Regions from separate parts of the Homo sapiens genome. Here region 1 is linked to region 2. A link is a loop called in an ENCODE intact Hi-C map of the cell type or tissue named here. Cell type or tissue: OCI-LY7. All regions are shown on one strand. Each heading gives the region's core, and the rest is flanking DNA. Links, peaks and the distances in the headings are about the cores only.

Region 1 (2,931 bases), core at 342-2,841, 200 kb before region 2:
CTAAAAGTAGTACTTGTTTGTAATGGAAACCTGACTGAGAATTGTTACACAACCTAAGTTTTCCTTTTATGTTTATACTTATTAAGCACATTTTGCAATGTTTTGTACAAATGGGAATAACAGTACCATCTACGTAGGGTTTTGGTTCAGACCAAATGTCATATCATAAGAAACATCCCATGTTAAGGCTTGTATACAGCAAGCACTCAGTAAACCGAGCCATTATTCAGAAGCTGGCAAAACTCCCAACTTGCCCTCCCAAGCTAGGTGACCTTAAACAAATCCATTAACATATTCTTTTACATTTTTGTTACTAGAAAAGTGGGAAGATGCTCTACCTCATGAGGATATTGTGAGGTTTAACTGAAATATCAAATGCTTAAGATCGTTCCTTCATTTAGCAAGTATTTATTTGGCCCTCACTGTGTGCCACACTGTTTCAGGCATTTGTCAGACTGCTGGGTTCCTTACCCTCACATAGCTTGTGATGTGGTAGGGAAATCAGAGTTATACCAGGGACTATAGTAAAGTGTCATTTCTATTACTACTGGGTAACTGTAGTCCTCCGCCCCTAGGAGGTGCAATAAACCATTTGTTGGATATAAATATTAAGTTTGTTGTAAGTTAAAAATAATTACTATCTTAGGTTTGAGTTAGAGTTATGCAGCTTCCTTTAATACAATAACCAGATGTTTGAAATCAACAGTTATGACACATCTTGCCTTTCATTGCACAAAGATAACAATAATTCAAAGGTGTGAAAGGCCCCACAGGGCTCAGAGAGTCTGGCCAGAATATGGTTGCCACTTCTTTGACAATTGGCTGACTTGTGTTCCATAGAGACTCTCATTGTGACACTGGGGCTCTTTCCATCCATCTCCATCTGTGATCATCAATGTACACTGATAAGGCAGCCTTGAGATTGTAAAACTAAGTAATTAAGAAATAAAATCTTGTTTTCCCTTTAATTGGAATGATACAAAAGTTTCTCTAACTAGTGCAGGGCCTCTAGCCATCAAGGTCTGCTACCCCATCCTTTTACACTTACCTGTCTCTAAGTCTTTACTTGTTCTGTTCCTTTGTGTTAAATAAACCACCCTTCTGTTCTTCTAGCTGACTTCCTACCCAACCTTCAAAGTCCAACACAAAATCACCTCCTTCATGAGGGCTTCCCAAATCTTCTCTGCTCAGAATGAATTGCTTCCTGCTTTATGATTACATAGTACCCTATTCAGTTATGACCCATAACACAAGCAGCTTTGCATCTTAGACACAGAGTTAGAGAAGAATCAGGCGAGGACTCAAAACTTTCTGGAGGTAATACAAAGTAAGTTTTTCAACTCTCAGAAGTTGACAGAACTGTCTAAAGCTGCACTATCTTAAACAGTAGCTATTGGACCCATGTGGCTCTTTAAATTTCAATTTGATTTAATTAAACTTAGGTCATTTTCTTCTTTTTTAATGAAAAAAACTTCATGGCACACATTTTTTGGATAGAAGAGATACTCTGAAGATGGTTAGCAAATTAACCCACATAAGGGATGGTCAATGACTCTCAACTTGCATGCCAGTGTCAATCATTTGACAGGGAGTGCCTGGAGAAAGATTGAAAAAGATTCTAAAATCACATCTAGGCTCTGTGTGAGCAACTGCTGTGACTGATTAACCTAAGCTGGTGATAGATAGAAGTCTGGAGATTGGCAACATGCACGCCATAAATTTGCTCTTACTTCTAAACAATCCTGCAAGCAACTGTCAAAAGTGTTGCCCTACAAATGTTCACCCAGTGACCTAGATTCTCAAGCACCTGTCCAGTAGGTGGCATCTTGCATGTTCATCAGATAAAGAGATGTAAAAAGCTACAAAACCAATTCATTTTAATAAGACCCCCATCCGGGAAGCTTCCAAGTAACATGTACTCATGTCTTATATCTTATCATTTTATTTCACAATAGGGGATTTATTGATTTATTTATACTTTTTGCTATGCCACATATTTTTAAAGTCGCAATTTTTATAAAGGGCTGACCTCTAGTTACCATTTCTCTATAGAACAGTGGTGTTCAAACTTTCCTTGACCACAGCACACTCAGTAGTTGAAATATCTAATTCCTGTCTTCACTTTCCAGTGGAAAAGTGCTTAAGTAATAAATACTTAGAAGAAAATTTGTATGAATCACAAATTATTTTTCATACAATAAGAAAGACCTATTAACATGCTCTTATATTATAAAATGATGCCCTATGAACCAAAAAATAAGATAAATATTATGGGTCATGAGAATATGTTGCAGAGGTTTGCAGGCAGTGAATGTCACCAACAATGTCACCATACATCACCATACAAGCAAATTTTAAGATAATTACAAATACAGTCATGTATCGCTTAACAACAGGGATATGTTCTGAGAAATACATCATTAGGTGATTTTGTCATTGTGTGAACATCAGAGTGTACTTACACAGACCTAGATGAGATAGACTACTACCCACCTAGGCTATATGATATAGATTATTGCTCCTAAGCTACAAGCTGTATAGCACATCAGGGTACAGAATGTTGTAGGAAATTGTAGCACAACGATAAGTATTTGTGTATTTAAACCTAACTCTAGTACCTAAGTGATGAAATAATCTATACAACAAACCCCCATGACACAAGTTTACCTATATGACAAACCTGCATATGTACCTCTGAACCTAAAGCAAAAGTTTAAAAAGCCTAACTAAACCTAGAAAAGGTACGGTAAAAATATGGTATTATAATTTTATGGGACCACTGTGGTATAAGCCATTCATCGTTATGCAGCACATGACTATACATGTTTTAGCAATAGGAATATAGATAAAATATTTTCTGAACCACAATTAAGCAATGTCTTAAAGTCTAGTCTTCAGCAAATTTAAAATCCAAAATATGTAAATATCCAT
Region 2 (2,931 bases), core at 150-2,649:
TCCTTCTTTCTTCCTTTCATATATGGGAGGGACATCACAGTTTTGATCCCTAGCTACTTCCTGGCCAGGCTGTCAGGCTGCAGTGGCTGCCTTTTTCCAAGACCACAGCTGCTGTTTGGTGGCAGCAAATATTCCCTGATGTCACTAGCCATGGAGTCCTACACCACTGTTTGTGAGTCTCTCTTAACACTGCCCATACCTATCTAATGTCTCCTTCATTAAACTTAACTCAATTATCTCATTTGAATATTTTATCTGTTTCCTGCTGGGACACTAACCTAGCAAGTGAATTGGTCCTGATTGGTAAATGAGTTCCAGAAAGGTGACTTGAAGTGGAGGAAGGAGAATAGTAGCGATGAAGGGAGAGAAACCTCCAAGACAACATGCTGCTATGGTCCTTGGCTGTCCTCTAGGAAAGCAGCACTACTCCCTAAGCCATCTGTCTTAGGTTACAGTGTTGCAGAAATTAAGAAAATGACATTGGGTGTCATTGGGAGCTTGGAAATGACAGGCAGTATGAAGTTAATGGAGTTATGGAAAGAACCCAGGATTGAGAGTCACACAAACCAGGGTCTGTTACTTAATATCTGTGTGGCCTAGAAAAAGTGGCTTAAATCTTTGAGCCTCACTTTTTTTCATGTATTCAAAAAGATAATAATATCCACATCTTGGTGATTTTGTGTGATGGTTAATTATTAAGATAACACAATGCATCTAGGACAGGGTCCAGAGCTTTCCAGTTTCTTGGTGACTGTTAGCTCCCTTCTTCCTTCTCTGCTTCCAAGTAACTGAACAAGTCATGGGATGCCAACGCCTGGGAAAGTTTATGCTCCTAGAACAGAAACGTGTTTAGTGGCATGATGGTGCTGCATTATTGCTTTACTAATAACCGGCTATGGTGCACAGTACCCTGCACTGGCATCAGAACTAGATTAAAGATTTAGATAATCAACAAAGCCCGTTGATTTTTTTTTAACATACTTGTCTTCTCTGAGCCCCAGTAACCCATAAGTAAAGGGAAGCATTTGGGCCAGATCAGCTCTTCCTAAAATACGAGTCACAGTCTGAAATTGAAAGGGAGACAAGGGCATAAGGAGGAGAGTATGTTCCCCCTCAACTTCCAGAATGAAAAGATAGAAGGCAATAGAAATGACAGCAGTCCATTTAATTATCTGTAGCAAAAATAATGTGCTGGTAGGTCATAAGCTGGAAACTTTTGCAGATGTGTTTTGTTTGACCTGCATATTGGTGTTTCAAAATTTTGCATTATTTGACAACATTTAAAAGTCAGGAGACATGATATGAAAATTGAGATTGCCAGCTTCTCTGGAAAATCTAGTCATACACCCTCCCCTACTATACAAATTTCTGCAGGGTAGTAGTGGCCAGAGCTGAGAAAGTGCTGCCACCTACAGAAAGAACCTGAGCCCTCCTGTTGGTCACAGTCTTCATCTAGCTCACTTTTCCAGTCTGTATGTTACCTGGCAGAATCTTGAGGACATTCGAGTGCTTGATGCTTAATAAATTAAGAAATGTAGGTAGCAATGTAAATGGTTCTGATAGATTAAAAATTGCCTTTTATCTTCACTAAAATAGAAAGTAAAAATAAGCACCAAGGACACATTGGTATAATACAACTCAATACAAATCAACTAATAGCAAAGTATGGACCTTTTTCAGGACTTAATATAAGCAAACTGTAAAAATCTAAAATAATTCATGAGGCACTCAGGGAAATTTGAACATTGAGCGAATATTTATGGCATTTGGGAACTACTCATATATTTGATGTTGTAACAATGACACTGCTATTTTGGCTTTTTTATTGTTAATACATTTTATTTTTTGAGCAGTTTTAGGTTCACAGCAAAAAGTGCAGAAAGTGCAGTGAGTTCCTATCTACCTCCTGCTTCCCGCCCACCCCACACACACAACATACCCTACTCTCTACATCATACACTAGAGTGTATATTTAATGCAACCAATAAACCTACACTGACACACCATTTTCACCCAAAGTCCACAGTTTACATTAGGGATCACTTAGTGTTGGACATTCTGTGGGTTTGGACAAATGTATAGTGACATGTATTCACATTAAAGTATCATGCAGAATAATTTAACTGCCCTAAACATCCTCTATGCTCTCTGTCTATTCATCTGTCCCTCTCATCTAAGCCCTGTCAACCACAACACTTTTTACTGCCTCCAGTTTTGTTCTTCTCTTTTGATATTGGGTTGGCTATTCTGGGTATTTTGCTTCTCCATAGAAACTTTAAAATCAGTTTGTTGATAACCACACTTGATCATGGTGCATAATTATTTTTATACATTGTTGGATTGAACTTACTAATATTTTGTTAAGGATTTTTGTACCTATGTATGTGTGAGGTATTACTCTTTATGGTTTTTCCATGTAATATCTTTGTCTAATTTTTGTACTGAAGCAGTGTTGGCCTCTTAGACTGAGTTAGAAACTATTCACTGTTTTAATCTTCTGGAAGAGATTGTAGAGAATTGGTATGATTTCTTTTCCTTAAATGTTTGGTATAATTTAGCAGTGAACCCCTCTGGGTCTGGTGCTTTTATTTTTAAAGGTTAAAGGTTATTAGTTATTGATTCAATGTCTTTAATAGATATTGGCTTATGATTGCCTCTTTCTTGTTGTGTAACATTTGACACGTTGTATTCCTCAAGAAATTGTGTCCATTTCATCTAGATTATCAAGTTGTGAGCATAGAACTGTTCATAATAACCTTTTGTTATCATTTTAACATCAACGGGTTCTGTAGTAATATCCCCTCTTTAATGTATGGTACTAGTAATTTATGTCATCTCTCTCTCTTAGCCCAGCTAGAGGTTTTATTGATCTTTTCAAAGAACCAGTTTTTCATTTCATTTATTTTCTTTGTTGACTTTTTGTTTCTCAAT

The links. Hi-C counts contacts between places; a loop is a spot of excess contacts. Peaks named below come from ENCODE experiments on the same cell type or tissue, not always from the same donor. Only the 100,000 strongest peaks of a DNase experiment are listed, where the experiment ranks them.
Region 1: it touches region 2 in a loop (4-fold over the local background); 3 of 110 quality-filtered maps call a loop at or near these places.

The regions. Positions count from the first base shown.
Region 1 is chr3:68,016,151-68,019,081 of GRCh38, reverse strand. All of the region lies in intron 2 of TAFA1 (TAFA chemokine like family member 1), which reads right to left. Among named protein-coding and RNA genes, the nearest start is that of TAFA1, 13 kb to the right of the region's middle. In OCI-LY7, for the core only: CTCF peaks have their summits at 591, 1,616 and 1,822 (motif pointing right); a DNase peak (open chromatin) is centred at 1,801.
Region 2 is chr3:67,818,122-67,821,052 of GRCh38, reverse strand. The region is part of intron 3 of SUCLG2-DT (SUCLG2 divergent transcript); the gene reads right to left. Among named protein-coding and RNA genes, the nearest start is that of SUCLG2-DT, 160 kb to the right of the region's middle. In OCI-LY7, for the core only: CTCF peaks have their summits at 1,210 and 1,411 (motif pointing left); a DNase peak (open chromatin) is centred at 1,412.